Regions from separate parts of the Mus musculus genome. Here region 2 is linked to region 1. Evidence: chromatin loops called from intact Hi-C (ENCODE). Cell type or tissue: left cerebral cortex. All regions are shown on one strand. Region 1 overlaps Sorbs2 (sorbin and SH3 domain containing 2). Region 2 overlaps Sorbs2 (sorbin and SH3 domain containing 2).

Region 1 (5,000 bases):
TAAAACATCCCCTCCTTATTTATGCTTTATGGCTTGCTACTCTGAGGGTACGCTAACATAGGAAACAGGTGATTTGTGTCCACATATATCAATGGAGACATCACAATTACCGTTATTGGGAGACTCCTTATCCAATCTATATTTAGCCACAAAAGACAGGAAATAATAAATTACTTCTTGGAAAAAGACCTTGATAACTATTTATTTGAAACCTCGTGGCAAACTCCATCTTTTGCTGATAGAGTTGTTATCAGAAGTTTTCAGCCAATAATTTTTTACTATTTTCAACAGCGTTGTGACTAATTCAACATTCCTGGTATACCGGCGGTAGAACTGACTTAGAAAAGGCTGAAATGGTGCTAAGGCAGAATTCACTCATTCCTTGACCCGTTCCTCTCCAGGGTGTTTCATTTGGCTGACCAATTTCAGTCCCCAGTACCAGCTTGTTCCTAAGTGACTATAAAGCACAGCAATGCTCACAGAGGGGCCATCCCCCATTCAATGCAAACTCCGTGTCACTTTCAGCCAGTGGCCAGCCGCTGACATCGCTCCCATTATTAGTGTGTGCATCTGTATGGAAGTATGGAAGTATGTGATATTTTCTCTTTCACCGTCCTATGAAATCTATCTACTTGTGAAGAAAAAGAAGCAAGAAAACAAATTTTCCTGCCACATCTTATAGAGGCACTTGAGTCCAACACCAAGACTTCATCTCTTTTCTTTCCCTACATTCTGAGCTTAGGGAGTACAATGGGGGTGTTGTGCTCTGGGGTAGCCTGGCATGCAGGATATTGGGAGAGGAGGTGTGAGCAACTTGCAATACCTACAGTGTTTGCTCTATAACTGCCGGGGACTAAATCAAACAGCACACCGGGCTATTCCGTCCAGAATAAGCAAGTACAAAATCCACCGGCTGTTATGACCTATATAGGGAACAGAATTCCCTCCTTTAAAGGTGTGCATAGGTGTAAAGATTTAAAACATTTATGAGGATTAAAAACAAATGTTCCCCAGCTTGCCTTCTGCGGGTTTGCTGTGTAGTTCTTTTAACGTGTCAAAGGGCAAGTCACAAAAGAATCCATTGTTCTGGCGGAGAGAAAGGTTATTATTGGCTATCAGGTCTGTCCAGAAAGACAAGCCATGATAGTTTGTTAAAACAGTAAATATTTATTTTAAATCCTAACCCAAAACAGCAGAGCTTTTTTCCCCCTTTATCGTACAATTTCTGGAACCTCAACTCACCGAGTTAACTCTGTATCTGAACCACTAATTTGTGGAAGTAGTGTGTGTGTGTGTGTGTGTGTGTGTGTGTGTGTGTGTGTGTGTTCCTCCTTAATTTCAGATCATAGCAATCAATGTAAAATTTTTTTCAGGTTAACTTTTGCTTCCATTCATTCATTTATTTTTTTATGCTGAGCTTTCAAAAGAGGGGGAAAAGCTTACCTCCGTCAGTCAAGTGGGATGCCCGGAACCCCTTTCTCAGCTGCAGCTTCAGCGTGTAGGAGCAGATGCTCTGTGAGCCAACCAGTCTGTTAACAGGAAGCAGGTGAACACTAGAGCGTCCGCCTGCGTTCCAGCCCAGTGCCCATCCGAGCACACACCTGCTTTCCCAGACCTGCAGCTCATAAGCAACAGCCTGGCACAGAATCTGTGCTGGCAGAGGGCGACCCCTCCCTTTAGAACCCCGAGTTCTCTCAGCTGGGGAGCTGCAGAGATAGCCGTGCAGGGCAGGCTTGCTTTCCCGAGACAAAACCCTTTCCTGCTGCCCGCGAGCGGATACGCAGCATTATCACCCCGCAGTCCCCGTTCTCCAATCAGCTAATTGCAACACCAGTCAACAGCTTGTCGCAGGGCCAGCTTGCGGGCACACGTGGCTGCAATAACTGTGCACTAGCATGCCCATTGTGGCTCTCCAAAGATTTTTCTCTTTTTAAATGCTTCTTCCACAGCTAAGCTCTATGCCACACTGCTTTCCATAAGTAAAATGGCTGGTCCTCTCAGCGCGGCTGCAGAGAGCTCATTGGGTTCCACTGGCTTTTCGTAGCCATAGCAACAGCCAACAGACAGACTTAGCAAGCATGGCTGATCATGTGCAGCACACGACACAGTTTGTTAATTTCTTTCTTTCTTTTTAAATCAAACTCATCATTTTTTCGAAGGAGGGCAGCTTCTGTTACCTTTTTAAATGTTTCACCTAGAGCGCAAGCGCCCTGGGTCTTCACCCCGCCCCACCTGCTTTTCTAGGGAACTTTTGTCTTGTCAGTGTTACACTGTGAGATCAAGGAAGCAAAGCTGTATTCTTCTCTATCCAGGTTAATAATATGCATATCGCCAGAGAGGCACTAATTGGAACCATGGGTGAAACCAGGTTCGACCTTAGAAGGAGCTGGAAGAAGATTGGTAAATGGAGACAGCTGTTTGTTGTTGTTTCTTGCTTGTTTTTATTTTCTGTTTTTTTTTTCTCCTAATGACAATCTTATAGCCAACTTAATTCAAAGAAAGCCCTGTGACTTGTGTGTTATATGTGGTCAAAATAATAAATAGTCTAGTCAGATGAGATAATTTAGTAATTCTGAATGATCCATTTATCTATAGAATGTGTTTAATATTTTTATACATCACATAGTTTAAAGTAGAGCTTTTAAAAGTTCTATTGTAGTTTCCATCGAAAATTCCCTTTAATGCAATTTATACTTTAGTTTTATTTTTTAAAATACTTAAATAAAAAAATCAAATGAAGGATCCCTTGAGAACATAATCATTCCCTTCAAGGCCAGAGCATCTTGATATGCATTCCACTCTCTCTCAAAAGCCTACCTCCTCGGGGACTCTTCCACGGTTAATGTCATTAACAATTTAAATCTCTAGCAGCCCCCCCCCCCCCGCCTTTAAGTATTGTCTCCAGTCATATTCGATTTGATGTATTTTCAAAGCAGTGTCTTACTTAGCTCTGCTTCCAGCAATCTGTTTGAAATGGTGTGTTAACACTTTGGACTTGCAAATAGACCAGTTTTGTTTGCTAGGAGACATTGGTTTATATTTTGTGAGGATTGCATCTTTCCTGCCCAAGCTAACATTCCTGACTTCTGTCGTCATTCCCAGGGTCAATATGACAGGAATTCTGTGGGGGGTAGATTTAGGGAAACCTGTTTCCTCTCCTTGTCCAAGCAGATTCATCTTTGACCCACACAGGATCGGTATGTCCAGTAAGGATTGAGTCGACCCTTCCTGCTTGGCTAGAGTCCCACACTTTAGATGGTCACTGGAGTCATCCTCTGTTAAGTCACCGAGTTTTGCTAGTTCTGAACTAGCCAGGACAATTTCTTAAGAATGTCTGCTCTTCAGTCCCCAAGGTCCACACCTTGAGTGGCATAAAGGCTTCCTGGACTCCTGGATGCTTCTATTTCCTGAAAGGTTCTTTCCTGAGCCCTCATCCAGCACCTTTAACCTCGGATCCCAGCTGCCTCTCTATCCTTCAGAGTCATGCTCAAATAGACCACGCACCAGTGGTACTCTCACACAGAGCTCATCTCTGTGCCCCCACTGTGCAGGGGATGTCTCTGTTGACTGGACATCTCTTGTGCCTTTTCACTCATTAACAGACTTTCTCTGCCACTGCTTGAAGGCCAATCTGGCCCATACATTATTGCCTTCTATACTTGAACGCTGTAGCTTCTCAATACACACATTTTCTTGAATGTAAGATGAGAATCTAACTGTGTTGCCTAGGCTGGACCTCAGCTTCTGAACTCAAGGAATTCTCCTGCTTCAGCTTATTGAATAGCTGTGACTACAGGTATAAGCCACTATGTGTGGCTTCCCTAATATCAAATGATGTCCTACAGTACTGTAAGATTTCATGTGCATTCCTCATTTTATCTCATCTTCAAACATCATACATTTATGGATGCAATCACTTCAGGAAAACCGACATGATTCTAATTAAATGTTGATACTTTATAAAAGTAAAACAAATATTCTAAGGTTATTTTGGATTTTTGTATGACTTTTTTCATGTTATGTCTGAAAACAACTTTATTCTACTTAAATGAATTGCTTAGTTGGGTATGGAAACCGTTAGTCTTTTTCTTTTGGACTACAAAGGGTCTCCTTTCTTTATCATGCACCTCCTACTCCATTACACCATTAACAGTTCTTTCTCTAAAGAGGAGAACCTGAACCCCACCCCCCCCCATGTTTCATAGGACTAGAAAGCTGGTAGGAACTGAAACCAATCCTTTGCCAGTTTGTGACCCCATATTCATCTTTATTGATGGTTAAAGAGTTGTCCCTTGTTAACTAATGGAGAATGGTTCCAGGGCAACCTTCTCTCATCGAGGATAACATAGTCATCAGAGGTTCAAGTCTTTTTGTATAAAACGATGTGTTGCCATACAGATCACATCTAATTCAATGTAAACACTATGCATGTTGTGTCATATTACTTAGAAAATAGTGTTAAGAAGTCTAGATGCACACATGTTTATGAGGCAGGTCTCATTAGTCTCCAGTGACCTTGAGTTTTGTGGTGGTTTGAATAGGTCTCCCTATTCAATAGGTTTGAATGGCTCCTATAGAATCATGTGTTTAAATGCTTAGCTCATAGGGATTGGCACTATTAGGAGGTGTGGCCACATTGACGTGGGTGTGGCCTAGTTGGAGGAAGTATGTCACTGTGGGGTTGGGCTTTGAATGCTCAAGCTACATCCAGTGTGGGACAAAGTCTCCTGCTGCTTATAGATCAAGATGTAGAACTCTCAGCTCCTTTTCTAGCACCATGTCTGCCTGCAGTGCTGCCAAGCTTCCTGCTGAGATGATAGTGGACTAAACCTGTGAAACTGTAAGGCAGCCCCAGTGAAATGTTTTTCTTTATAAGAGTTGCTGTGGTCATGGTGTCTCTTCACAGCAATGAAACCCTATCCAAGACAAAGTTGCTACCTGGTTGAGGCTAAATTTGGATTCTTGATCCTCCTGCCTCTGCCTCTTAAATCCTAGTGTTA
Region 2 (5,000 bases), 69 kb after region 1:
TGCCACAGGAAATACTCTGGCAGGAAATCTTTCATTTTCCTCTAACAGATGTAATCCGTAACTCCCTCCACCCCACCCCACCCCACCCCCGACCCTCAATACCTCTCACATAGGTACTTATCAGCCACGGTATGCACACATCTTCCCTCAAAGCCTGCTTGCATGCCCTGAATATGAGTGTCCTCTTTTTCTTTATAACTCAGTATTTCTCTTACTGGCCTGTTGCATTTCAATGCTTTTGCTTTTTTCCCCTTTGCTGAACAGGGGTAGGGGTGGGAGGGGGGGACCACTGTAAGACCAGGAACAAAGACAGCCTGCTAAGCACAGCTTGATACAGGTAGTTGAATGCTGAATAGATGAACAGAATAAAAACAAATCTTGATAACCGCCCAGACCTTTTTATTACACATGAAGGAGTTAAGACAAGCTGTCACCAAGAGGGCTTCCAGGTCTAAAACACCAGAATCTAGAGTCTGTACTTGGTAGCGTGACTGAATCAATAAGCAAGAATTGGGGATTTAATGAATTTGCCAAAAAAAAAAAAAATTCCACGAGGAAACACTTCTATGTTATATTTTTATATAATTGTAGATGACGTTTCTTTCTTTGCTTCATTCGCTTTCACCTACTCCATAGTTTACATATTTTACTGTATGGGCTCTACCCCTTTTTATTTAAATTTTGCCATACAATATATTTGTTCATATTTTCCTCTCCCCCACCTCCTTGCAGATTGTTCCCACCTCTCTACCCAGCTAACATTAGGTCATCTATCTATCTATCTATCTATCTATCTATCTATCTATCTATCATCTGTCTGTTTGTCTACCTCACCCAACTTTATGTTATCTGCCTCTTGCAAAAAAATGCATAAAACATTTTATTCTTATTTTTGGATCAGCAACCCTAATGAAGCAGCATACACTGGAACATTCGGTTGCTAAAAGAAATGAATTGTGACTACAGAAGAATCAGGATTGAAAGGAAATGGAGAGCCACAGGAAACCTTGACTTTATCTGTCAAGTAGGACTGTGCCATCCATCCTTAACAGGCAAAGCTGAGCCATGATCGCAAATGTCTATTCGAACAGCTCTGTAACATTTCTTTTTAACTAAAGCCTTCATGTAATTAAGAAAGATTTTGATTGTATACTGATATTAATAGCAATGTCATTTATCACTGATGAAAAATGGAAGCAACCCAGTGTCCACTGAGAGATGAGTCAGCTATTCTGGTGGCAATATGCATATACATAAATATGTAAATGCACTAATACTATAAATATTCATAACTATGCATATTCATGGGTGGATATTCAGCCTTCCAAAGGGGAATCCGTTGTGACATGTGCTACTGACATGGTTGAATCTTGAGCAACTTAAGCCAGTCACACAAGAACAAATATTGCATCATTCCAGGTATACCCGGTACTCGGAGTAGTCAAATGCTAGAGACAGAAGAGTTGGAAGGTAGGAGCAAAGACATGCAATATTTAGTGGAACTAGAATGTGAGTTTGGGAACATAAAGGGCGCTGGAGACAGATGGTGCTGAGTCACTAGTGTGAATGTCTCATACCAGTGGAAGTATGGTTACCATGGTTAATTTTTATATAGTTTATAGTTCCCCACGATCTAAAAGGAGAAAGAGCGAGGATGTGAAAGGACAATTACAGCATCCAAAAGCAAGAATGAGGGAAATTCCTAACACATTCTTTCTGGCCCAGATATCTTGACAAGTTGATATTTTGAGCTAATAACACATATCAGTTCCTGGCCTTGTGACCAATATTAAGCGTGGAGCTGCCAAGAAGTGACAACATGACCATCTTGGGTTTTCAAAGGATGTTGGATGTGGAGGGACAGGAACAAAAGGATCAGGATTCACAGATTAGAAGGAACCGAGGTTTCTGTGCATCATGAGGAAAGGGGATGCAGAGGAAAACAGCTGGACCTAGGATGTGGCTTCCTAGGGCTGCCCTGTCCTCAGATGATAGAGGCTGATGCCAAGAACAGCTTGCTTGAATCTGGATGGACAGGTTGGAAAACACCAGAGGCAGCAACCACTTCCACATGGAGGATGAAGTGCTAGAGGCTGAGGTTGATGATGGCACAGATCCACCAACAGGGCTGATGTTCAGGAGTCTTCAGTGTTCTCACTGATACTAAGAGATTGGATCCACTTGGTACCACTTGGTACCATCTTCATAGATGTCAAGTCAGGGCTTGGCTGAATCATGGAAGTGTTCCTATTTTTAAACGGCTAAAAAAGCACGGGGACATATTAAAGTAGAAAATACAAGACAGATCGGAGCAAAAGGACCAATGCAGAAGAAAATGTTGGCACGAGGTGTTGGAGAAGTGGGAGCAATCCTTGCCAACTGCTTCAGGCTGCTCGTGTATTTGCATAACATTTAAATTGAAGCCTAACTAATTTTCCAACAAAGCACTTGGCTCCAAATGTAAAATTTATGATGAATTAGTCTTTTAAAAATTAAAAGATGGTTTTCTTGTCTATGCATAATCTGTATATGTCTGTTCTTTTTTAATTATTATTATTATTATTATTTTAATTTCATGAATGGCTTTAACCTTGGGCATTTCTGTCTATACTCATTAAAGCACATATTGTGCTGGAGACTTGACCAAGAGCATCGCAAGTGTGCAGATGTCTTACCATGCAAGGCACCAATTTCCCCCTTTAATTATTTCCCTGTCAGAATCAATCTCTCTCTAGGGTCTGCTTTTGATGCTCAGCCAATCAGTCTCATTGTGCTGACACAGTCCAGCTGATGCCAAACAGGACTGCTGCTGAGGTCCCCATTAAGGGAACAAAACACACAGTCATCCCAGAAATGGCACCCTGCTGCCACAGCATGCATCACCAGGACTCGAAAATCACCAACTGCCAGGGAATGAAGGGGGCCTGGAGACTACCTCCTGCCAGTCTAGCATCTGCCTGAAGAAGAGACAAGAGGACAGTGATCATTTGGTGAGCTAGGAAGAGACCCGAGATCTATATACGCCTCCTAATTCCCATAACTCCCTTCAGCTCTCTCCATATCCTCTCATCACACCCCTCCCAACTACTACTCTTTTTTTTTTTTAATAACTCACTATGTCTAATTAGTGCTGTTCATACTTTCATGGATGTGGGACCATCCACTGAACCATGGGATACCCGCTAATGATCACACCCTCAAAGAAGAATGGTTCTCCGTCTGCCATTAGCTATAAACTGCTAATAGCTCCTTAGTGAGTGGTAGGGTCTAGAGAACACCTCTGACTAACAACATCTGCTTTCCTTGCTGTAAAGTGATATCTTCATTGTAGACTTGATAGAATGTGACTTAGTTGTGGGCTCTCAAAAATCGAAGATCCAGAAAAGAAGAGCGAATGTGGGCGATAGGTTATCTTTTTCCCCCCATTATTATTTTTTCCATACTTGTAGATTTTTTACATAGTTTCTTTACTTATATTTCAAATGTTATTCCCTTTCCTAGTTTCCCCTCCGAAAATCTCCTATCCCCTCTCCCCCTCCCCCTGCTCCCCAACCCACCCACTCCTGCTTCCTGGCCCTGGCATTCCCCTATAGTGGGGCATAGAACCTTCACAGGACCTAGAGGGCCTCTTCTCCCATTGATGACCGACTAGGCCATTCTCTGCTACATATGCAGCTAGAACCATGAGTCCCATCATGTGTTTTCTTTGGTTGGTGGTTTAGTCCAAGGGAGCTCTGGGGGGTACTGGTTAGTTCATATTGATGTTCCTCTTATGGGGCTACAAACCCCTTTCTCTAGCTCCTTCATTGGGGACCCTGTGGTTCATCCAATGGATGACTGTGAGCATCCACCTCTGTATTTGTCAGGCACTGGCAGAGCCTCTCAGACACTATTGCGGATGTCAACAAGAGCTAGCTGACAGGAGCCTGATAAGGCAATAGGGTTATCTATAGACCAAATTCCTCTGTCTTAAAACTAGCTCTTGTGAGTGACAGGTCCAATGCGGCAAAGGCAACTAACCAAGGTCCAAGTTCAGAAGTTGTCTTGGATGCACAGTGTCTTCTGAACTCATTGCTTGTGTCTGAGCAATTCCCTTCCATATGAACTCTGCTCCATTGAAGTATCCCAAGAGAACACATGGTCAGGCACAGCTGCACACAGTCTCAGCCCGTGCAGCGATTTCAGACTTTCAGTGGGAAGAGTAAATCAGTGGCCATGGCATGACATCTATATTCCAAGTTGCACTGATCTTGGGGTCAGGATAACATCCTTTGTTCAAGCTGGGAGCCCCAATACTCTCGTCCTAGGTCCTTGTCACTTGCCTGCTTTGTGATCAGATCTTAACGTTCACATTCCCAGACCATACGAGGACCATGACTGGCACAGATAAGACAGCATAGAATGAAAGCCACCTCAACAATCTTTCCTAATAGCAAAATATCTGTGGTGTGTGTGTGTGTGTGTGTGTGTGTGTGTGTGTGTGTGCGTGTATGTGTGAGTGTATGTGTGTGTGAGTGTGTGTGTGTGTGTGTGCGTGTATGTGTGTGTGTGTGTGTGTGTGCGTGTATGTGTGTGTGAGTGTATGTGTGTGTGAGTGTGTGTGTGTGTGTGTGTGCGTGTATGTGTGAGTGTATGTGTGTGTGAGTGTGTGTGTGTGTGTGTGCGTGTATGTGTGTGTGTGTGTGTGTGTGTGTGTGTTTCATGCATTTGATTAGGTTTGTCTGAATGAGCGTAGGTGGGCAAGGCTGTTGGAATGGGAGCAATGTACCAGTGGCTATACCACTGAAGAATATGACTCTGCCTCCACTGCAAAGCTAAATGTTCTACGGCTCCTGTAGCAAGGGTGGGGCTTTATGGTCCCTTCTCCATCCCTGACGGGATGTCTATGGACCCCATCTGTGCAGGGTTTGTGCAGGTAACCACTGCTGTTATGAATCACAGGTCCACTATCATTTTTGAGACAAGTTCTCTCACTGAATATAGAACTCTCTATTCAGCAA

What was found. A loop is a pair of places that touch in the nucleus more often than their neighbours do. Peaks named below come from ENCODE experiments on the same cell type or tissue, not always from the same donor. Only the 100,000 strongest peaks of a DNase experiment are listed, where the experiment ranks them.
Region 2: a loop joins it to region 1, with 2.1 times the contacts of the local background. A loop is called at or near these places in 1 of 42 quality-filtered maps.

What each region holds. Positions count from the first base shown.
Region 1 is chr8:45,624,716-45,629,715 of GRCm38, reverse strand. The region is part of intron 1 of Sorbs2 (sorbin and SH3 domain containing 2); the gene reads right to left. Among named protein-coding and RNA genes, the nearest start is that of Gm51529, 14 kb to the left of the region's middle. In left cerebral cortex, no CTCF peak of the experiment used is centred here; DNase peaks (open chromatin) are centred at 521, 828, 1,552 and 1,997; H3K4me3 peaks cover 2,490 bases; H3K27ac peaks cover 2,419 bases.
Region 2 is chr8:45,555,952-45,560,951 of GRCm38, reverse strand. All of the region lies in intron 1 of Sorbs2 (sorbin and SH3 domain containing 2), which reads right to left. Among named protein-coding and RNA genes, the nearest start is that of Gm16351, 46 kb to the left of the region's middle. In left cerebral cortex, no CTCF peak of the experiment used is centred here; DNase peaks (open chromatin) are centred at 1,543, 2,266 and 2,841; H3K27ac peaks cover 2,149 bases.